Regions from separate parts of the Mus musculus genome. Here regions 1 and 2 are each linked to region 3. Evidence: chromatin loops called from intact Hi-C (ENCODE). Cell type or tissue: heart. All regions are shown on one strand.

What was found. Peaks named below come from ENCODE experiments on the same cell type or tissue, not always from the same donor. Only the 100,000 strongest peaks of a DNase experiment are listed, where the experiment ranks them.
Region 1: it touches region 3 in a loop (11-fold over the local background); 22 of 42 quality-filtered maps call a loop at or near these places.
Region 2: it touches region 3 in a loop (7-fold over the local background); 38 of 42 quality-filtered maps call a loop at or near these places.

The regions. Positions count from the first base shown.
Region 1 is chr11:114,873,888-114,881,887 of GRCm38, reverse strand. No RefSeq gene overlaps it. Among named protein-coding and RNA genes, the nearest start is that of Cd300a, 12 kb to the left of the region's middle. In heart, CTCF peaks have their summits at 1,084 (motif pointing left) and 4,502 (motif pointing right); DNase peaks (open chromatin) are centred at 1,167, 2,007, 4,487 and 6,480; H3K27ac peaks cover 2,089 bases.
Region 2 is chr11:114,909,707-114,917,706 of GRCm38, reverse strand. No RefSeq gene overlaps it. Among named protein-coding and RNA genes, the nearest start is that of Cd300lb, 21 kb to the left of the region's middle. In heart, CTCF peaks have their summits at 4,686 (motif pointing right) and 7,968 (motif pointing right); DNase peaks (open chromatin) are centred at 396, 2,526 and 4,626; H3K4me3 peaks cover 335 bases; H3K27ac peaks cover 536 bases.
Region 3 is chr11:114,808,091-114,816,090 of GRCm38, reverse strand. No RefSeq gene overlaps it. Among named protein-coding and RNA genes, the nearest start is that of Gpr142, 8.6 kb to the right of the region's middle. In heart, CTCF peaks have their summits at 3,283 (motif pointing left) and 6,543 (motif pointing left); a DNase peak (open chromatin) is centred at 3,260; H3K27ac peaks cover 3,304 bases.

The DNA.
Region 1 (8,000 bases), 66 kb before region 3:
CTCCTCCAGAGACCACCAGGCCATATGCAGTTAGGGAAGAATTAAACCCAAATGGCTGGAAATGAAGGCCAATGAACCTAAACCTACACACACACACACACACACACACACACATATTTCTATGAGGAAATATCAGCCATTAATAGCTCAATGTTTTTAAATCTTATTTTATTCACTTATTTTATTTTTATTTTTAAGACAGTGTCTCATATGTAGCCCTGGCCAGCCTGAAACTCACCATGTAGATTGGGTTTGCCCTAAACTCAGAGAAATCTACCTGGCTCTGCCATCCAAGTTCTGGGAGTAAAAGTATTCTCCAGCACATCGGGCTAACAGCCTCCTCTTGAGAGTCTCTTACAATAGGCCCAGCTGCTGTGAAGACTGCTGCTGCTATATGCAGAAGATCACATGGTTCAGCACCACCCCAGATATGGACCTAAAGATTCAGGGAGGAGGAAGAGAATGAACAGGAACTGGGCCTAAACATAATGAGGCTGGGGTAGATCAGATGGCTAAACCCAGAAACCGACAAGTAACACCATGAGCATTACCTGGGAAGATTTATCTGTTCCCATGTGATTCCCAAGGGAGCCAGGGTCCAGTGACTACAATTCAGGACATCGCCACTGGCTGTAGAGTCTGTAGAGTCCACAGCTCGAAAGAGAAAAAACAAAAAGACAAGAACAAAAAAAGAAAAGAGATTTCTGCCAGATGTGGGACAGCAGGTCTTTAATCCTACCCAGGGGGAGGCAGAGGCAGAGGCAGAGGCAGAGGCAGAGGCAGAGGCAGAGGCAGAGGCAGAGGCAGAGGCAGAGGCAGAGGAAGGTGGATCTCATGAGTTTGAGGGCAGCCTGATCTATCTATTGAGAGCTGCAATGTGTGAGACCCTGTCTCAAAAAGGGGGTGGGGAACAGAGAGAGGGGAGGGGAAGAGGAAGGGGAAATGAGAGGGGAAGAGAAGGGGAGAGGAGGGGAGGGGAAGGGGAGAAGAAGGGGAAGGGAAGGAAAGGGGCTTTTCTTGGGCCCTAGGTGAGACCCCAGAAAGCCACAAGCAGTCCTTGTCGCCATCTGCTGGTCAACTCTGAGAAAGCAGAAACTTTTGTATAGGAACTGCAGTTGTATCCAGGGGTACAGCATTGATGACCCCAGCATCCTCCACTCCCACCTCCTGCCTGACCCCAGGAGCATCAAACACTGGAAAGAGGACCTGAGACCTCCTAAGGGGCAGTTAAGAAAGACTATGTGAGAAGAGTCTTCCAGCCCAGCCAGAAGGGAGCTGGAACACTGAGGTCTCTCTGAATGACACTGAGAGACACTTGGAGTCTCTCAGGTCCCTGCCTAGCAACCAGTGAAACCAAGGCTATTTGGGTCCCCAACAGGACCAGTATCTCTGTGACCCACCTAATGCTAGCTAGCTAGCTTCAGCCTTCTGGGGCAAGCAAAGCATTGGGCTGTCTTGCCTGCTGGACTGCTTTGGAAGAAGGGAGGGGCTGGGCTGCAGGTGCAGCACAGAGGGACACCTGCTCAACTGCCTGGAGGCCTGAGAAGGCAAATGAAGGAAGTGGACCACACTGCCCTGCCCCCTGGGCAAGACTTGATTTGGCCTTTCCCTATAAACTGGGTTCTGGGTCCAATACCTAACATCCTAAGGCTCCCAGCTTACAGGAATACTCACTCCTTAAGAATGTGTTTGGGGGACTGGAGAAATGGCTCAGCAGTTAGGAGCAGTAGCTACTCTTCCAAAGTACCTGGGTTCAATTCCCAACACCTACATGGCAGCTCACAACTGTCTGTAACTCTGTCTAGGGGATCCAACACCCCCCGCACAGATATATGTACACACAGGCAAAACACTAGTGCACATAAAATAAATCTAAAAAAGAGAGTGGGGGAGAATATGTGTTTGACTGCAGGGTAAGGGGGGGGGGGGCAAGGAGTCAACTTTAAATGCTGCTAAGGTTCCCCACTTTCAGAATGGAGAAGTGGCCCAGCTGGGCAGGGCTCTGTTGGGCAAAGCAGAACTCTACTTCCCAGTCTCACTGACCACACTGGCAAAAACCCAAATCCAGATTCACTTTCGAATCCTTTGGGGAGCTCTTAAAAAGTATCTGTGCCCAGGACTGGAGAGATGGCTCAGAGTTAAGTTGTTCTTACAGAGGTCCTGAATTCAATCCCCAGCAACCACATGGTGGCTCACAACTATCTGTAACGGGATCTGATTCCCTCTTCTGATGTGTGTGACACAGAGCATTCATGTACATAAGATAAATATATAATTTTTTTTTTAAATCTGTACCCAACCAGGTACAGGGTGGTAATTCCAGCAGCACTCAGAAGGCTGAGACAGGAGAGTCATGAGTTCAAGACCAGCTGGGGCTGCCTAGTACAAGTTCTAGGCCAACATGGGCTCCAAGAAATAAAACAAAACAACAAAAATAAGCGTCTAGCATTTTCCCAGGCATATGGTGCACACATATAATCCTAGCATATGGAAGTTAAAGCTAGGAAGATCAAGAGTTCAAGGCTATCCTCTGCTACATAGCAAGTGTGCAACCAGCCTGGGCTACATGAGACCCTGTCTCAGAAACAACCATAAGGGTATTTTTACCTTGGATTCCTTTGCATTCTTGGAAATTATTTTTTCCTTTTTTCTGAACAAGTGTTTATACTGGTGTGTGTGTGTGTGTGTGTGTGTGTGTGTGTGTGTGTGTGTGTGAGAGAGAGAGAGAGAGAGAGAGAGAGAGAGAGAGAGGAGGAGGAGGAGGAGGAGGAGGAGGAGGAGGAGGAGGAGGAGGAGGAGGAGGAGAGATGAGGAAAGTAAGCCACTTACACTTGGGCCAATCCCTACACAAATCACCTTAAGAACTGCTCCTGGAGGCTCTGACCTAATGGTTGTTCATGCCTAGGGACGGGGCCTGTGGCGTGGGGGCGGGGTGGGCGGGGCCTGTGGAGAGTAAGGGGGGTTTCAAATGGGACTCCTCGAACTCAGTTGTTAGTTCTAAGGCAGGGATCCCTCTCACTACCAGATCACCAAAATTCTCTCCACAGAAGGCAGGGGTCCCTAGAGGGAGGGTTTCACATGACAAAAATGTCTGAGCTTGTGGAACCTGGTGTACCAGCTACACCTTAGAACTACCGACAGGGCCAAGAGGCTAGTTCTAAAAATGGATAAACCAAAAAATAAATGAAAAGGGATAGAAGGCTTAGCCTAGGCTTTTGGGGTTTGTTTGACATGGTCTCACTATGTATTCCTGCCTAGTCTGCAATTTAATTTGTAGACCAGGCTGGTCTCACACTCACATAATTGCACCTGACTTTGCCTCCTGAGCGCTGGGATTAAAGATCTGCACCACCACACCCAGCATAGCCTAGGATTTTTAATCCCACCTGGTTTTGAATAAGCTGTGTGACCTTGGCTGAGTCTCTAACCTTGCTGAACCTTAGCTTTTCCTTCTACAGTAATGAGGCTCTGTCTATAGTAACCATAGTCCAGAAGGGTTTCTGGTTATTGCTATCTCTATTGCCTTTTTTATTTATAATTATTTAGTACGTGTGGTATGTACAGGTATGTATGGTCATGTGCATGTGTATGCAGGTGCATGTGCGTGTGCATGTGTGTGTGTGTGTGTGTCTTAGTGGGCTTTGCCATCTGTAATCTCAGGATTTTCCACCTGTCCACTTTGTTCGCTAAAATCACAATTCTGAGACTTGTTAAATATTTACAAATACCTAGACCAAAGCTGTACATGCTCTCTAACTAGCTCCTAACTGAATAACCCACTTATCCCATTCTATGTAAAGCACATGCCCAGTTAGTTACCTCTGCTCAGGTTCCACGCGTCTGTCCTCCTTAGGGTTGCCCGGGGCAAATCCTCCCACAAGCTTCTATTCCAGAACCCTTTCTTCCGACCGGAACTTCCACCTCCTATTTCCTGCCTCAGCTATAGGCCAATCGGCTCTTTATTGACAGGTGATCGCTTTTTCACATTGCATAAGATATCATCTCTCTGTATTTGTTTGCTTGCTTGCTTGCTTGCTTGCTTGCTTGCTTGCTTGTTTGAGACAGGGTTTCTCTGTGTAGCCTTGGCTGTCCTGGAACTCGCTCTGTAGGCTAGGTTGGCCTCGAACTCACAGAGTTCTACCTGCTTTTGCCTCGTGAATGCTGAGCTCCAAGGTTTGTGCCACCACGGATGGGCTACCATACCTATGTTTTTATGTGGGTTCTGGGGATGAAGCTTGGATTTTTCACGCTTGTTTGGTGAGCACTTTAGCAGCTGGGTCATCTCCTAACCCCCTCCATGGCCTTCAGTGCATAGCCCCTCCCCCCATGTTTACAGAGGTATGTGCAGTTGATCACAGTGAATGCCTCACCTTACCTGTTCAAAGTGGGCGGAGCCTCCTCCTTCCCCTCACTCTCTTGACCATCTGACCCCACACTTGGACACCAAGCCAAACAGCATTGCCAGGACACATCCCTGCAGGTCCACTGATCTAGCCTGAATCTGTGTGCCTCCACCAGGTGGCACTTGATACCCAACCTTGCTTATTTGTTTAACAAATGTTTCATGACTTCCCCTGTTATGCCAGGCTCTGGGCCCAAAGATGGGATCAGGATGGTGGAGATAAAAATACAGCAACTTCTCTTTTCCAGGAGTCCGCGGTGCAGTAGGAAACAAGTAAACAAAGACAAGGGGGAGGAAATATTGCCTTAAAAGGTGAAAATTGCTGCTAAAATCAGAGCCCAGATCCCAGTCACCCAGTGAGTCACCAACTATGGCTTTCCATCTATGTGACACAGGAGAGTGGCAGGCAAGTGACCCAGAGGTGCTAGACCCCAGCCCTGCACCTTTGCCCTATTTGATCTCTGTCCCTTGAGGAACTCTAGAGGAGAATAAACAGGATCTCTTGAAGATTGCAGAGGAGGGGCTGGGGCTGTAGCTTAGCTGTAGACTGCTTGCCTGGGGTGCACAGCACACTAGCTCCCATCCTGGACACTACATACACTGGGAATGTCAGTACACACTGCTAATCCCAGCACTCGGGAGATGGAAGCCAAAAGATCAGACGTTTCCAGGTCATCCTTGCATCCATGGCTACACATAATGAGTTCCAGGCCAGCCTGGGATGCTTAAGACCCTGTCTCATTAATTAATTAATTAATTAAAAAAACTCAGGGTGTTCCTACATGGGATGTGTCTGAAAGAGGCAGCATACAGCCTTAGGTTGTCTGGCCCTTTTTTACAAATGAACCCTGCACCCTACTCTCAAAGATGAGCCCTTTGTAAAGGCTTCCTGTAACTTTGTTATTGAGGTTTTTTTTTTTAAGGTGTGTGTGTGAGTGTGTGTGTGTGTGTGTGTGTGTGTGTGTGTGTGTGTGTGTGTGTGCATGCGTGTGTATACCAGAACCTTCAAAGACTAGGTGATCCGGCATCAGATCACATGGAGCCGGAGTTACAGGTGGTCTCGAGACCTGCTGTGGGACCTGAGAACCAGACACCTCCAAGAGCAATCTTAACTGTTGAGTCAGCCTTCCTCAGCCCGCCTCCTCTTCTCTGAGACAGTGGCCCATCCCACCGTGTCCTCTGCAGGAGCTGCAAGTGAGCTATTCATTTCCCCAGCCCCAAGCACCCAAGCTGCCCTTCCCCCTGACCTGAGCTCAGTTCCCCGCACCCACAGTAGGTGGTTTACAACCACCTGTAACTCCAGTTCCAGGGAGTCCAAAATAATAAAACCTCTTTTTAAAACTGGTGATTTAGAGCTGGGGTGGGGGGTTGTGCCCTTGCCTCACAGGTTCAAGACCTTGCCTTCTACACCCCCTCCAAGCCCACCCCACCCCCGGCACTGCAGTAAATTAGGAAATCAAATTCATGGTTTATTTTCCACAGTGAAAATAGAGAAAGAAAGGGGTGGAAAGAAAGACCGGGTAGAAAAAACAGCAAGGCAGTAAAAGTCTCTGCCTCCTCTGCCTGGCAACACACACACACACACACACACACACACACACGAACCTGAACTTTATTTCCCCAACTTTCTTATCAGAGTCCCTCTATGCAAATAAGGGCATCTGGATATGGGGGGTGTTGGTATAAGCGGGCTACTAAAACCATCTGCTTTGAGTCTGTGATTGGTTTCTCCTGAAAAGTTCTTTGCATGTGGGGTAGAGTTCCGGACCTATAGCATCCTGCCCCCGTGTCCCCATCCCTGCTCGCCGAGCATTCCCTCTAGGCATCTGGTGCAGGGGCTGGTTAGGGAATCTGCCCGGGCTACGGGGGTGTGTGTGTGTGTGTGTGTGTGTGTGTGTGTGTGTGTGTGTGTTGGGTCCATTTATCCCTCTGAGAGTCACAAGACAGAGGGCTGTGCTCAGTCAAGTGTAGCCTGCCCCCTGCTGTGACCTGCAGCTGGGCACCTGCTACCCAGACTCTCCCTTGACCTTGGGCCCTGACTGTGGGTCTCTGGTGGCCCAGATCCCCTGCTGTTTGTGTACAGCAAACAGACTGGTCTGGCTGGCATTCTCGTCCCAAGACAGCTCAGCTCACCAGGCAGTAAGTAGTGAGCTGGCCGTCACTTGTTGCCTGTGCTCCTCCCCAGAGAAGCAGCCCAGAAAGCAAACAAAATCTGGGACTATGTGGATTCCCAGGGTCCGGGTAAGGTTGGCTGAGGCCCCTGTAATTCCCTAGGGAACCAACCCATGGGTTGGATAATGAATTCTAACCAACATTTGTCACATCCCCAGGCATTTTTGATTGTCACAACCTGGGACCTGGAGATCCTGGTATCTAGCCGATAGAGGGTCCCACTTAGCATCTACCACACACTGTTCCCAACAAAAGAATATCTTCTTTCCCTAATGTCAGTAGTGACTGTCCCCTGAAGCCCGACCAAGACAGTGGAGGGGCTCCCTCCCCAGGCTGGCTGGTCCAGGCATCTGCCCTCTTTGCAGATAGGGTCTTGCTTCTTGAGCTAGACTGGGTCAGACATGATCCTGGTCTGGTGGAGTGGATAGGGTGAGACTTCTGCACCAGATCCCTATAGGTGAGGCTAGCAGAGCAGGGTTGGGGCACCGTGGGCTGCCCCCAATAACCCCAACACTCCTACCCATCCCCCTACCCATCCTCACCCAGACCTGGGTAGGCTCAGAGACAGCTAGGGGCAGTTGGTGATGGCTGGCTGGCACTCAGGGGGATCCAACTGCAGGGTGTCCGGGTGGGGCTTAGGTGAGAATAGAAATCAGGCCCTACAAGGAGAGTGACAGCCGAGCTCCAGATATTCAGGGCCCCCTCCCCTCAACCCAAAACATACACTCCAGGAGCCTAGGAGAGAGTGGGGTGTTTGTGGTGGGAAAGGGAGGCACAAGATCTCCTGCGCCCAGAACCCTGGAGTCCTGGCAGGGTTGGGACCTCTGGATTGGGACTCTGTGAAACCTTCCCAGGTCCCCACCCCTTGCACCCTCAAAGTGCCCTGGGAGGGTGATGTGAACTTCTGTCTCTTTATGGACACTTCAGGGAGCGTCTCCTCCTCCCCCTGGCTTGGGGGAACCTGCAGGCAGACAGCTGGCTAGGATGAGCCTCCTAACCCCCTCAGCTCCTCTGTGGAAGGCAAAACCCTGAAGCGACCTTTCATCTGGCTAGTTCTACTGCAGACCTCGGGCAGAGACTGCTGTATCTTCCCAACTCCAACCCAGATGGAGCAGGACAGTCAGGCCACACCATGAGGATGCTCTGTGGCCCAGAGTTACTACCATTCTGAAATGGTCATTTGAAGCCTCCACAACTTCTTCAGAGCTCCAGTCTCTCCTTGTAAAGAGGAGGAACAACAGTCACTCCTCTTGATACACCTATGGGTACTTGGGGGACAGTTGTCTGGTCCCAGCCCTCCAGCCTGGCTATTTGGATTTCCTGTGCAAGTAGGCCACCCACCAATATGTTTCCCCCTACACATCAGAGAACTGCCAAGATATGCCAACATATACCTCCAAGCCCCAACCCAGCTATTGCACCCACC
Region 2 (8,000 bases), 100 kb before region 3:
AGTGTTTTGTCTATATATATATATGCATGCCTCATGCATGCCTGGTGTTATAGAAGCAAAATGTGGGTACCCTAGCCCTTGGAACTGGAACTACAGATGGTTCTGAGCTGCCATGTATGTGCTGGGAACTGAACCCAGGTCCTCTGCAAGAGCAGGTAGCACTCTTAATCGCTGAGTCATCTCTCCAGCCCCCCAGTTATATTTTAACTGTTTCTCATCTGTTCATGTTCCTACTTTGCTCCTAGGTAGATGATTTTGAATCTACCACATTAAGCTCCCCTCCTTGAAGAGCCTCCTGGTTCGGGCATTTGGCTCAGGGCAGCCACCACTTCCTCTATGTTCTCACTGTTGACTATGCAGGACTTGAAGCCAGTCTAGTTGGGGCCTTTGTGGGTGGGCTGATGCAAGTTCCTTCCTGTTCTCTGGCCGTCGCCATCTTTACCTTCGTGCTAACACTGACTCCTCCTAGTTCCCAGGAAGCACACAGCACACCGTCATCACACTCAGCCCCAGTGGCTTCCAAGGAAGAGATGAACCGTCTCTTCTAAAACATTCCATGAGGCACTCTTTCCACATCTCCCTTGAACTGTTGTGGCCTGGTTCAGACTCATAGGGTCACCTTTAAACAAACCAATGATAAGATGAGTGTGAGCACCTCGCAACCAGGTGCAGAATCCTCTGCCAGTTCACTGTGGGTGTGGCAGTTGGGCAGGAGGCTTCTGAGCAAGCTTTGCTGGAACTCTGCTCTGCTCTTGGACCTTTCACATATTGCCCCTTAGTGTGTGTGGGCACAGCAGCCCCTCACTCTCTCATCCTGTCTCAACAGGGACCCATCATGAGAGCCCAGGGTTCACACTAAAGCATCCCTCTCCTGCATAAAACTGATATTTTGCAGATGGCATTTTTTGTGTGTGAGTGTGAGTTTTCTGTGGGATGCAGTCTTGGAAATTTGACCTTTCAGCTCAGCCTCTCAGCTCAGTCTCCAGGACAAGGTAATGTTTCTCTCTTCAACAAAAGGTTCTATGAGGGAACTGATTCTTCATAGAGGAAGCCTAGATGATCACTGCTTTCCAGATGCGTGTGACAAATCCAGTAGCTATATTCCTGCCAATGTATTAATAATCCATCAATAAATAACTAAATAACTAACAAAAGAAGGAAGGAAAAAAGGAAGGAAGGGAGGAAGGAAGGAAGGAAGGAGGGAGGGAGGGAGGAATATTGTATTATTTGGCTGCCAATTTATCCCTTAAAACTATTCATCAGGGAACAGGCATTTCTCCAGTGTTAACTCGGGTCCCCTCTCTGACTCTGGGGAGGATACATCTTAATCTCAGGGTATCCTCAGGTGGCATCAGCCAAAGGAAGATAGAGTGCTGCTGGCATAGGGTTAGAAGGAAGTGACAGAAATCCCACCAGTCACAGCTTAAAGTCCCTGTCAAAAGGTCCCTGTGTACAGCTGTGGCACCCAGTGTGACCCCTTGACAAAGCTGTTTGGCTGGACCTCCACCTTGGATATTACTCTTTTTAACTTTATGTCTTTATTTTGTGTATATGGATATTTTGCCTGCATGTATGTATGTGTACCATGTATGTGCCTGGGGTCCACGTAGGTCAGAATAGGGTATCAGACCCCTGAACCTGGAGTTACAGATAGCCGTGAACCACCATGTGAGTTCTGGGAATTAACCCAGGTCCTCCGAAAGAGCAGCCAGTGCTCTTAACCACTGAGCCATCTCTCCAGCCCTTTGGACATTAATCTTATCCATCAGTCACTGGGCCACTTACCTGGGTTATCAGAGATGCAGCAAGATGCCACATGTCATAGATTCAATTATGTAGGAGAGAGGACACTCTGATGTGTCTTTCTAGGACTCATTTAGTGATGTGCCTGTGTCGAGAGCCATTGTCTGCTTCCTACAATAACTAGTGCTGGAAATTTCCCAACATATAGACTTGCCAGGATAACAGAAAGTCAACACTGCCCTTCTTCCGACTCTGACACACAGAGACACCACAGGACACCTAAGAGCAGTGAATACCGTTTCATAGTTGACCCCACAGAGCAACTATGGGGAGAGAGGGTCCCACACAAAGTGTTCCCCACCCACCTAAAAAATATACGAAACCTTCGCCTTGAAGACCTTATGGAAGGACACTTTCCTGACCATAAAGAGGGGGCAGGCTAACCAGAGACAGTAGGAAGCTGTGACTGGAATCCAGGAGAATAGCATGCTTGGTGGAACATACACAGACAGCCATGTGCATTCTTCCTATCATGAAACCAAGATGTATTTCTATCCACTGCTTCTGCTTCTAGGACATCCTCCTGTCTATACCTCCCACCTCACAGTAGCAGTGTTAACATTACAGGCTTGCACCACTGCGTCCAGCTTTTTAACATGGCTTCTGGGGGTTAAACTCAAAACAGAGGCAAGCACTTTTACCCCTGAGTCAACTCGCACCCTCCAGGCTTTTTATAGTTCATTTCTACAGAAGCACGTGAGCACTCTTCTTTGTGGCAGCCACCACCAGAAGTTCGTTGTTGGGGACAAGCAGTGGGAGGAAGAAGGAGAAGCCCGGGAGCAGAAAACTTGTTTATGTCCTCACTTCCCCATCCCCAGGGCTATGGCACCAGCCGGGGTCTTGCAGATAGTTGATAAACACAAGCTAAATACAGGAAGGAGGGATGGGGAAAGATGGGCATGATAGAGAATGGGAGAAAAGGCACGTTAACTAAGATGTTTGTTTATTGTTTGTTTGTTTGTTTGTTCATTGAGATAGGGCTTCACTCTTTAGTCCTGGCTGGCCTCAAACTTGCAGCAATCCTCCTGTCTCAACTTCCAAAGTGTTAGGAGGGCAGATTCACAGGGGTGAGTCTTTGCTAATTATAGCTAACTATAATTAAGTCAGCAGCATAGAGAGAAAGTTTCAAAGATGTAAGAATGGTGTTCTAGGTCTCTCAGAGTGCGGCGTGGCTCAGCTTTTCTTTAATTATTTCCAGGCACTGAAGCTTATTTCTTTTACTTTATTTTATGTGTCTGACTGTTTGCCTGCGTGAATGTCTGTCGCCACACTGTGCAGCACCCACAGAGGGCAGAAGAGGGTGTCAGCTCCCCTGGGACTGGAGTTACAGGCGGTTGTGAGTCTCCATGTGGATGCTCTTAGTAACTGGCTGTGTCTCTAGCCTCTTCTCCATTTTTTTTCTACAATGATTATTCCTCAATCGTTCCCAACATTAAAAATACATTCCCAGCGCCTTCAAAATTATTTACAAACAAAAATCCAAGCAGGTTCACGCCTCCCCAGTTGTTCTCAGCACTCCCCACTTTCTGACTTCTGAGGGTCATGCACACTCCTCCTCCGTGGACATACAAACATCACATCTTTTCTTCGGTCACTGGTCTCTTCTATTTATGAGACTCTGTTCACCATTTGAGAGTTACTTTCAGGAAGCCACCATGGTGCCTGCTCACCTCTACCTCAGCAGGAGGCCTGTCCCCCCTGCTCACTGGCTCCTCAGCTCAACGTGTAGCCAAGAATAAGTTTGAACTCCTGATCCCAAGTCCTGAGATTACAAGCATGTGCCACCACACCCAGCACCTGGCTGGCTTTATCCTTGCAGTTGAAGGTATTTCTTCATACAGTGTTGACATCTGAGCATAGCTGATCTCCAGGTCCCTTTGAGACTCTGTCTCCATTTAAAACTAAGACCTATGTATTGGTGGGAAGAAGGAAGAGATGGATGGAAGGAAAGAGGAAGGGAAGTCATTTATATAAATAGGATGTTTGGGGGGGTCAATGATCCTTCTTGGTGCCCCCACTAAACTGTGTCCATGGATTCTGCCATTCCCATTCCTCACTTTTCTGCCCAGGCAGTCGAGAACTCTGGGTTTGACAGTTTCTTGGGTTTCAGAAGTACATTGTGGGCTCTGCTGAGCTGCGTGGTCCATATTTGTAGGGTCTAATCCAAAGGAAGCTTGGGCAGGCAGCAAGGAAACTGCACGTGAGTGAGTCCAGGTCTGGAAGAGAGTCTGGGTGACAACAAGGACCAATGGCTGGGACACTGGGCATTGCGTGTGACAAGGACCAATGTGGGGCCTCTGGGCATTGTGTTCCAGGCCTAATACTTAGATAGCCTTAAATAATAGAGTTCTTCCTTAGTCCGTAGGAAGCCCTAGCTTCTATCCCCAGCACCAGTTAAAACTGGGTATGATGGCACACACCTGTAATCCCAGCACTTGAAAGGTGGAGGCAGGAGGATGAGGAGTTCAAAGCCATCCTTTGCTACCTGGAAAGTTTGAGGCCAGCCTGGGGTACATGAGATATTAAAATAAAATAAGATAAAATAAAATAAAATATCTGTGCATCTTCTTGCCTCACTGTCTATCACTCTGTCCCCCATTTTTCTATACCCACCACAGGGACAGTGACTGACCTTCCCTTGGGCAGGCTGCAATCAATGGAAAACGTCAAGAATCAGGATGAGATAACAGAGCACAGCACAGGAAACGCGCGATCAGGAAGTTTCGGGTTCTCTTTCCACATCAAGGGGAGGGCAGGGGAGTGGAGTGCCAGGCAAGGGTTGTTGTCCTTCCTCTTAATTCAAGCTCTTCCCCTTCACAGTCGCAAGACACAGAAAATGCAAAATTCTCTGTCCCGGCTGGACAGCTAGAGCAAGACATGTGCGATTCTAGCAGTGGCCACAGGGTGGAGACATTGGCTGTCCAATCCCTCAGTTATGCTCCAAGGTGGAATCAGCTCCCAAAACCACTGGGGCAGCCCGGTGTCTTAGTTAGGGTTTTACTGCTGTGAACAGACCATGACCAAGGCAAGTCTTATAAGGACAACATTTAATTGGGGCTGGCTTACAGGTTCAGAGGTTCAGTCCATTATCATCAAGGCATGACCACGGCAGCATCCAGGCAGGCATGGTGCAGGAGGAGCTGAGAGTTCTCCATCTTCATCTGAAGGCTGCTAGCAGAAGGCTGGCTTCCGGGCAGCTAGGAGGAGGGTCTTAAAGCTCATGCCCACAGTGACACACCTGCTCCAACAAGGCCACACCTTCTAATAGTGCCACTGCAGGGGCTGAGCATATATAAACCATCACACTCAGTGAGTGCAAAGTCAGCCAAAAAGGCAGTGTGTTCCTCAGACCATTTCCTTCTCCCTTCCTTCCTTCCTTCCTTCCTTCCTTCCTTCCTTCCTTCCTTCCTCCCTCCCTCCCTCCCTCCCTCCCTCCCTCCCTCCCTCCCTCCCCTTGGACAGGTCTGTTAATATACTCTAGTCTGACCTTGAACTTGCCATCCTGCCTTGAGGTTATGGTTTAAAACTTTAGGTCTTTGCAATAATTTTGGACAGATGGATTAGGACTAACTTAACATACATTCCATCAGATTCTGTCGGTGAGCATAATTAATTAATATTAATTAATTTTTTTAAGGAGAGGGGGCTTTGCAACTGCTCTTCCTGTAGTCTTACCCACCACTGAGCCTGTTTCAGGGAGTCCTGAATTTAGCTAAGAATTTAAAGGGGTGGGCGTGTAGCTCAGTGGTAGAACACTTACCCAGCATAGTCATGCAGTGGATTATTATGGTATGGTGCTGCCATTCTTACATGAGAATGTAGAATGATCTCTGAGGTAGTTGTGGCCTGAAACACTGAGGGGTGGGAAAGGGGGGCTCAGAATGGGAAGCCCAGCATCCACGTGGCCGAGGGAGCAGGAACATGAGGACCACATCTACGTGAATATGTGCAAAATGGCCGGGTAGAGTCACAAGCCACAGAACCACATCTAGTCAACGACAGACCACATATGTGATGTTGGATCTCAAAGAATGTCATGAGATGACAATTATTCCCTCGTGACGCCGGAGCTGCCTAACATTGTCGCTGAAACCATTACTTGCGGGTGTATAGTGTGGTATAAATAAACACACCTACAGCTTTGCCAGGAATATAAAACTATAGTGTGGGGGGTGGGGGTGTTGGAGACAGGCCTCTGTTGTGAGAGTGTTTGCCTAGCATGCTCCAAGTCCTGTCCACAAACTCATTTCTCAGAGCCTGTCCTCACTGTTGAGTGACATAGCATTGAATCTTTCCATATTTTGAAGGTCCTCTCTCAAACTCACTTTAAAACTGTTTTTATTGTTTAGTTTGTTTTCAGAGACACAGACTCACTCTGTAGCCTACACCTCACTATGTAGCCCAGGATAACCTCAGACCCTCTGAGGTTCTTCTGTCTGGGATCACAGGTGTGAGCCACCACAGAGGGACTCAGGGATGAATTTAATTGACACTGTGATGGCATTGAAAGGAGGACATCTACAAGCTGACAGCCGAACCTTCAATTCACAGGCCTTGAGGACACTCGACTTCTCTCTGAGGGCTTGTCTTCTCATGGCTGAGCCAAGTCCTCCCTGGGGCCCACCTTGTTCAGGGGCTGCCTATGACACCACTGCCCATGGGACTCCATCTCTAGCTGGGCCCATTGACCAGCAGCCGTTCTACTCAAGCTCAGAGCTCGTAGTTGCAGTCGCTGGTCATAGTGTCTTTTATTTCTTTATTTTTCACTTGTTCACTTTACATCCAGCTCATTGCCTCCTCTCCGTCACCCCCTCCCACAATCCTTCTACCCATCACCATCTCCTTCTCCTCTGAGTGGGTGGGGCCCCCAGGTATCTCCCCACCCTGGCATCCTCTCCCACTGAAACCAGACAAGGCAGCCCAGCTAGAAGAACATATCTCACATACAGGCAAAAGCTTTTGGGTTAGGGCCCCCCTGCCCCGGCTCCAGTTGTTTGGGGCCTACATGAAGACCAAAGTGCATATATGCTACATATGTGTGGGGAGGCCTAGGCCCAGCCTGTGTATGTTCTTTGGTTGGTGTTTCAGTCTCTGAGAGCCCCAAGAGTCTATACTCGTGGGTAGGTAGGATTAACCTAAGCCCATCTTACCAGAAGCAATCTACAAATTCAGTACAATCCCCAACACAATTCCAACACAATTTTATAAGCCTTTAAAGAGAAATTTTCAACTTCATATGGAAAAAAAACCCAAGATAACAAAAACAATTCTCAACAATAAAGGAACTTCTGAGGTAATCACCATCCCTGATTTCAAGCTGTACTATAGAGCAATAATGATTAAAAAAAACCTGCATGGAAGCCGGGCATGGTGGCGCACGCCTTTAATCCCAGCACTTGGGAGGCAGAGGCAGGTGGATTTCTGAGTTCGAGGCCAGCCTGGTCTACAAAGTGAGTTCCAGGGCTGTACAGAGAAACCCTGTCTCGAAAAAACAACAACAACAAAAAAAAACAAAAACAAAACTTTGGGCTGGTGAGATGGCTCAGTGGGTAAGAGCACCCGATTGCTCTTCTGAAGGTCCAGAGTTCAAATCCCAGCAACCACATGGTGGCTCACAACCATCCTTAGCGAGATCTGACTCCCTCTTCTGGTGTGTCTGAAGACAGCTACAGTGTACTTACATAGAATAAATAAATAAATAAATCTAAAAAAAAAAAAAAAAAAAACCTGCATGGAATTGATACAGAGACAGACACACTGATCAATGGAATTGAATCTAGGAACCAGAAATAAACCTACACACCTATAGACACTTGATTATTGATAAAGACGCCAAAACCATTCAATAGGTTATAGTGTCTTAAAGCAACACAGACCTTACATCTCTGGATCAAAATTCTTTTTTTTTTTTTCCATTTTTTATTAGGTATTTAACTCATTTACATTTCCAATGCTATACCAAAAGTCCCCCATATCCACCCACCCCCACTCCCCTGCCCACCCACTCCCCCTTTTTGGCCCTGGTATTCCCCTGTACTGGGGCATATAAAGTTTGCAAGTCCAATGGGCCTCTCTTTCCAGTGATGGCCGACTAGGCCATCTTTTGATATATATTGGATCAAAATTCTTAAATCAAGATGTTGATAGGCTGTTCCTCCTTCTGCCTCTAGGGGGCGTCCCCTCACCTACCTTTTCTC
Region 3 (8,000 bases):
GGATCACAGATGTGTGCTACCACACTATTAAAACTAGAGAAGCAATGCTCCCTCATCAGGGAAGCCAACAGAGACTCCATCCAGGCTGGGCCAGGCCTGGATTCATGGCTGATGATTCCTGGATCATTTCTGGATGGGCCCATTGCTCACCCTGGCAAATAAAATCTCTGCCTCCTAACGGTTACTCCCAGGTATCCTAGGGCCAGGGCCACTGGTCAGGGGAAAGCACCCCAGAGCAGTGGGGCATTGTCTGGATCTGCCTGCTGTGTTCCTTTCGCTCAGAAAGAGGAAGAAGAAAGCCATGGGGATGGTGATCAGCTAGCTGGACCAAGTCCTTTGTCCTGGTCTCTGAGGCTAAGATGTATCTTATATGTGGGTTCTGGGGAGGGATCCTCCTCGTGAGGTGAATAGCCAGCTGCCTCTGTACCTGGGGGCCCTGGGTGAATTTAGGTGGTCCATCAGTGTCCACACTGTCTACCTACAGGTCCACCTGGCAGTTAGGTCACGTAGGGCAGGACCCCTGGAGTACTCTCAGTGAAGGCCATAGAACTTCCTTCTCTGTCCCCATTGGCCACCATGACTTGGTTACTTCCCAAAGTGAAAGCATAGGTCTGAGAGTGTGGGCGCCCAGACCGGAAGAGACTCTCAAAACAGGTGTTCTGTATAATTCCAGTCCCCAGCCTGCGGTCTCAGCTGCCTTTCCCAGCAGCAGGAGCGCCCACAATCAGCCCAGGCCGGTCACATGCACTGCGGCATGCTTTGATGCTAGTCTTCTTTCCCACAATCCTTCCATGTCCCTGAGGAACCGGGTAAAGAGCAAGTGCTTCCCAATGAGACCCTGAGGGTCTGAGAGCCCAGCCTATGCTTGAAGCCAGCTCAGTACCTGGTAGTGCTAGCCTACCCTGCAGCATCTGGCTAGCCTCAATAGCACTTGGCCTGATCCCACCCTCTAGGAGGCGTGACAAGCCAGGACATCCTGGCTGGCATTCCTGTAATGCTCACCCTCCCTGGCCTGCTAAATATACATCAAGGAGGAATCTGGGAAGGAGCTACCACAGACAGGATTAAGTCTTCTACTGGCCAACGGCCATGGGGGCAGCTGGGCTGACTGGAAGGATCCCAGGGTTATTCGCAGAGAGGTCTCAAAAACAGCTGGGGAGATGGGGGTCCAGGCTCCTCACACCAGGGAAGGGAAATGGGGCCTTGGGGGTTGCAGAGTAGGCCAGGCCTGTAGGATGGAGACAAGATACACCTCATTGCCTCTCCTGCACCCAATGAAGGAAACTGAGTCAAAAAAACAGGTGGGGGCTCTACTAATCAACTATCCTAAACCAGTTATGCTAGACCCTTTGGTTTTATTTGGCTAATACTTCTACATCATAGTCTATCACTGAGGGAAGCTGAGGTGGGAACCTGAAACCTGGAGACAGGAACTAAAGCAGAGATCACCTAGGGCCTCTGCTCACTGACTTTTTCTCCATGGCTTGTTCAGCCTGCTTTCTTAAACAGCCCAGGACCATCTGCCTAGGGATGGACTGTCCAGAGTGGGTAAGCTCTCCCACACCAGCCATTCATCAAGAACATGACCCCACAGACTTGCCTACAGGTCAGTCAGATAGAGGCATTCTCTCAGTTGAGGTTTCCTCTTTCCAGATGACCCTAGCTTATGTCAAACTGACCCCCCCCACCCAAAAAAAAAGTTGATTTTTTTTCTGGCTCATATATATTTATCTATATATTTATTGTTATGTGAGACAGTGTGTCTTGTATCTCAGGCCAACTTTGAACTTGCTATGTAGCTGAGGCTAGCCTGGACTCCTCTTTTTCCTGTACCTTCCAAATGCTGGGATTATAGGCACAGGCTCATGTGCCACCATACCTGTCTCGTCATTTTTTTTCTTTTTTTTTTTTTTCGAGACAAGGTTTCTCTGTATAGCCTTGGCTGTCCTGGAACTCACTTTGTAGACCAGGCTGGCCTTCAACTCAGAAATCCACCTGCCTCTGCCTCCCAAGGGCTGGGATTAAAGGTGTGTGCCACCACTCCTGGCTCTGTCTCGTCATTTTTAATTCAGTGCTGGGCAGGCACTCTACTGACTTGGCTAAATCTTGAGTTTGGTCTGTCTGTCCATCTGTCCATCTGTCTGTCTTATCTATCTATCTATTGTCTGAGCCAAGGCCTTTGTGTATTGTTCAAACTGGCTTCAAACTCATTCCATAGCCCATGCAGTTCTCAAACTCTGTCTCAGACCACCCCCCCACCCCCCCCACCCCCCACCCCCGTCACCATCTCCAGCCTTCTAGGCTCTTTGAATAGAATCTGGGGACTCCGGGGAGAGGTCTCAGTCAGAGGGGATGGATATGCCATCACCAGGTCCCCAGTGGACTACCTTTCCTTCTGCTTCAGTCTGCCTACAAGCTTGCCCACACAAGGAACTACATGAATTCATTCAGTAGCCTATCGTCAGAAGGGGTAAAAGACTCCCTGCTTTGGGTCAAGAAGAAGGGCCCTCTCCAGGCGGTGGTGGCACACGTCTTTAATTCCAGCACTTGGGAGGCAGAGGCAGGCAGATTTCTGAGTTTGAGGCCAGCCTGGTCTACAAAGTGAGTTCCAGGACAGCCAGGGCTACACAGAAAACCTTGTCTCAAAAAAAAAAAAAAAAAAAAAAAAAAAAAAAAGGAGGAGGAGGAGGAGGCAGAGACTCTGGGGCCTCTCAGGGATAATAGTGGTGGGGTTGGGATGCAGAGAGCCTGTTCTTTTCTACCTCTGTTCCTGACACATTGCGTGCCACTCCCTTGGAGAGCAGGATGCCCAAGTGCTGCCCAGGACAGAAACCATTCTCATGGGGTGGGGTAAGTGTCCTCATGGAGATGGGTTGGGGTAGAGCAAGTGAGACCCCAGAGACCCAGACAGGACCAAATGAGCCCAGATGGACTGAACTCCCTGTAGTGGAAAGGGAAACTACCATTGCTGAGGTCAGCAAGAGGACCTGGACCCTGCTGGTCAGATGAAAGGGATCTTCAAACAGCTGTGCTCAGGAAACCACTGTGTGTGTGTGTGTGTGTGTGTGCACGAGCACGTACGTGAGTGTGAAAAGGGTGGTGGAGGGGTGTGACTTCAGGATGGATGCAGAGACAGGGGGACAGCTGACTTTTCCCACCCTCTAACTCCCCTCTGGCTGTGGGCCCTGAGCCAGTCACTTGGATTTCCTTATAAAAGCCAGTTGAAAGCCTCTGACTCTTGTGCCTGCTGGGTCAGCCAGACAGTCCTGCAGCGCCCCCTGCTGGATAATCCAACAGGGGTGTCGGGTACTGAGACTGTAAAGAATACATGCTCTGGCCTAATAGGTGATTAGAATCCGGAGATACCCCCATACCAAAGACTATCCTATGGTCGATTCAGCACAGCAGCTGGGACAGCTAAGGGTCTCAGTTCAGAAGTTAGGACTGGGAATATAATCCAGCAGTGGAGTGATTGCCTAGCATGCACGAGGCTCCAAATCTCAGCTTCAGTGGGAGTTGTGTGTGTGTGCATGCTCATGGGTAAACGTGTTCACCAACACTAATTTGGAGTATGCTGGGTGGTTCAAAAAGGTCAGTCAACTAGCTACACAGTGAGTTTGGGGCCAGCCTGGGCTACATGAGACCCTTTCTCAAGAGCAAAACAAAAAGGTGAGTCTGTCAGCACCCTGACCCTGCACTTCAGAGCTGAGGGACAATTCACTTCTGTTGTTCGAGCCGCAGCCTGTCCAATGTTGTGATGTTAAGTCTTAGAAAATGAACGAGATGGGTCCAGAAAACCGTTCTTCAGCCAACTTCCAATCAAACCAGTAAAACCATATAAAGACTTGAGAAGAGCCAGCCAGCGGTGGCTCACACTTTTAGTCCCAGCACTGGGGAGGCAGAGATAGGCAGATCCCTGAGTTCCAGGCTAGCCTGGTCTACAAAGTAAATTACAGGACTGCCAGGGCTACACAGAGAAACTCTGTCTCAAAGCATCCTACCCCCTCAAGAAAAGAATTGGGAAGAAATGGGAGACCCTTAACAAGTAACCATCCCCCAAAGCTAATGTATCTAAATGATAGTATGGCGGACTGCCACGTGGTCCCTAGGAAGCCAGGACCATAAGAAAAGACTTGATGATTCCAAAGTGGGTTTTTCATAAGTCAGGATATTTCAGGAGGGTTAGGAGTGGGAGAGAAGGGGAAGGACAAAATGACGGGGAGGGGACCCCCCACCCCCAGTCCCTGCCACCAAGAAAACCACTTGAGACTTTATCAATAAGAAAAGATAGCTGGAGCTGGGCATGGTGGCACATGCCTTTAATCCCAGCACTTGGGAGGCAGAGGCCGGTGGATTTCTGGATTTCTGAATTCGAGGCCAGCCTGGTCTACAGAGTGAGTTCCAGGACAGAGTCAAGGCTATACAGAGAAACCCTGTCTCAAAAAACAAAACACAAAACCAAAAGAAATAAAAGATAGCTGGGTGGTTGGTGGCACATCCCCTTAGTCCCAACACTCAGGAGGCAGAGGCAGGTGGATCTCCGAGTTTGAGGCCAGCCTGGTCTACAGAGTGAATTCCTGGATAGCCCGGGTCACACAGAGAAAGCCTGGTTTGAAAAACCAAGAGGGAAAAAGGCTTAAAAGAAGGTGTGGAGGTTCACACGGTGATCTCAGCAGCTCTGATAGGAAAATCTCTCTATTCTCCTGCCAGGTCTAGGTCATCCTGAGCTATGTGGTGGATTCTGGGTTCTTTACCCCTCCCCCCAGTCCTTAGTCAAAATCGCACAAAGAGACAAGAACAGATCTTTTGGGGTGGGGTGGAATTGAATTTTTTTTCTATATAACTCAGGCTGGTCTCAAACTCATGATCCTCCTGCCTCAGCCTCTCACAAACTAGGATTACAGGTGTGTGTCAACTCGCCCAGCTAAGAGCAGATACATGACAGCCCTTGTCATTTACATGTCAGTGATGCACCTCACAAAATGATCTCATTTTTAGATTTCCTTTTTTTTTTTTTTTTGAGACAGGGTCTCACGTAGCTCGGGATGGCCTCACGATGACCCTGAACCCCCCACGCGCTTGCCTCCACCTCTGTAGTATTGAAATTACAGATGCATCACGCCCACCTACAAAAATGTTAGAAGTTGTGACCCAATGCATTTTCTCCTGATTTTGAAAACTCTTTTTAAAAACTTGTTTTGTATCTGTGTGTGTCGTGCAGTCATGTGTGTGCAGTCCTGAATACATGTGTGTATCCATGTGTGCGCGTATGTGCACTGTGTGTTTTCCCACAGCCAGTCTCCACCTTATATAGAGAGTCTCTCTCTCTCTCTCTCTCTCTCTCTCTCTCTCTCTCTCTCTCTCTCTGTCGCTCCCTCTCTTTAGCTCCCTCTCTGTGTTTTGAGACAGAGCTTCTTTGTGACTCCCTGGCCATCCTGGAACTCACAGAGACAGGCCTGCCTCTTCCTGCCCCCTCCTGAGTGCTGGGATTAAAGGCTTGCTCCACCTCCATCCCCGGAGAGGCAGGGTCTCTTGAATTTAGAACTCAGCAGTTTGGCTAGTCTAGCGAGCCACCTTGCCCTGAGGATTTCCTGTTCCCATTTCCGGTGAGTTCAAATTACTCTCCCTTCAGGCCATCCAAACTCCATTCCTTACACTTATGTGCTGAACACTTTCCTCACTGAGATATCTCCTCAGCCTCATGGTTTTTTGTTTGTTTGTTTGTTTTACTTATTTTTAGACAGGGTCTGGATAGGCTACTCAGTCTGTCTTCCTTTCCTGGACTCATGGACTCCTTCTAAGAAGCCGAGACCACCCGTGTGCTCCATGGTGCCTAGTGTCTTACATGTTTTATTAGGGAAACATGACACTAGGTCCCAAGTGTGTTAAGCCCAGGACTCTGCACATCAGAATACCTGGCTGTCTTTGGCTTGCAAGAGTTTGCTGGCTTGAGTCTTAGCATTGCTCTGGGTCAGCTGTGGCCTATGGGCATGGCAGTTAACTGTCCTATGCTACCTATTCTACAGTATATTAAGTGGTCACGGTACTTCAATGTACAGGCTGTTTGAAAACATATTGTTACCCAGCCTGTGAGGACGAATGGGGTCATCTTTGAGACACCGATTTCTGGTGTCTGTGCCGATCTCGACCAGCCTCAACAGCGCCTCTCCAACCATCCGGGGGAAGTTTCTGGTTTTGCCAGTGCTTGGGGTGGGGGTGGGGATTAGGTGAGAATATTGCCTTCTCTGGTTTCTCTGGGGATGGGAACACCTGACATTTGGAAGAAGCGCTTGTAGCTAAGTCCAGCCCCCTGGTTTGGTTCTCACTGTTGATAAGACAGCTGCTTGCCCCTGATTCCATGCACTCTCTTGTAGTGTCTCAAGGGTTTCCCACCAGGAAGTAAGAAACTCAGTACTGGGCTGGAGAGATAGCTCAGCAGTTAAGAGCACTGACTACTCTTCCAGAAGTCCTGAGTTCAAATCTCCACAACCACATGGTGGCTTACAACCATCTGTAATGCAATCTGGCGCCCTCTTCTGGAACACTGGTATACATGCATCTCATATACATAAAATAAATAAATCTTTAAAAACATACAAACAAACAAAAACAACAACAAAACTCAGTGTATCCTCAAAATCAAGGATAATTTCTGCTTTCCTCCCAGAGACTCCATGTGGGGTGTGGATGGACTGGTCTGAGCTGAGACAGACACCATCCATCCCTTATGGGGGCTCCCTCTTCCCTGTTTGCCTGGCCTTGCACCCCCTCAACCAGAAAAAGAGGCCCAAGTACCCACCCTGTTTGCTGTCAGACTTGGGGCCAGGAACTGAGGTGCATACTGGCACTGGCTGGGTTTGTGTGTCAACTTGACACAGGCTGGAGTTATCACAGAGAAAGGAGCCTCCCTTGAGGAAATGTCTCCATGAGATCCAGCTGTAAAGCATTTTCTCAATTAGTGATAGAGGGTGGGAGGGCCCATTGTGGGTGGTGCCATCCCTGGGCTGGTAGTCCTAGGTTCTAGAAGAGAGCAAGCTGAGCAAGCCAGAGGAAGCAAGCCAGTAATGAGCATCCCTCCATGGCCTCTGCCTCAGCTCCTGCTTCCTGACCTGCTTGAGTTCCTGTCCTGACTTCCTTTGGTGATGAACAGTAGTGTGGAAGTGTAAGCTGAATAAACCCTTTCCTCCCCAGCTTGCTTCTTGGTCATGATGTTTGTGCAGGAATAGAAACCCTGACTAAGACAATACGTTACATATCAAAGCAGTCCTAGCTTCCAGGTTCTCCCAGCATCCCTTACTCTCTGCCTGGCATACCCTACCCCCATCCCTGAAATTTTCCAGTTCTAGGGCTGGGCTGCCCTTCCCCAAGGGGTTCCTCCCTATATAATCCAGACATTTTGGTCTCTCTCACCCCCTTTTCTTCTCTCTGAGATGTGCCCTTTCTCTCTCCCCTATTCCTACCCGATGGTGACTTCCCTGGCCTCAGTCCTTGGGGCCAGTGAATTCGCCCACCTTAGAGTAGCTTCCCAATAAACCTGCCTTTAATATAATGTTATCTGGCTTGAACTGGCTCACTTCACCAGTGGAGAAATAACCTAACACACCCTGCCCTGCACACATCTGTGTATGTGCAGTGGAGACGCTGTTGCTCAGCGCTCACGGTGGCAGTACCTGGCCACCTTGTGCAGGAATTGGGTCAGCTCCCAGAGTCCCAGCTTTTTCCTTCATCTCAGACCTGGTGGCTTAGACCACACATGTAGCTACCGTCATGGGGTACGGTCAGAAGCATGCCACCCCATCCCCAAAGGCCTAGAGAGCAGCAGCCAACGCACACACCAGCACACCAAAGCCACATCAAAACTAGAAATCAACTTTCACTTTGAGCAATCCTGCCACTTCGAGTTTGTGACACACTTGGGGACATTTTGCTTTTTCAGAGCTTAATGGAATTGGGAACGGTGGCCGCGGGTGAAGGATGGCAGCAGTTATCCTTTCTGGATT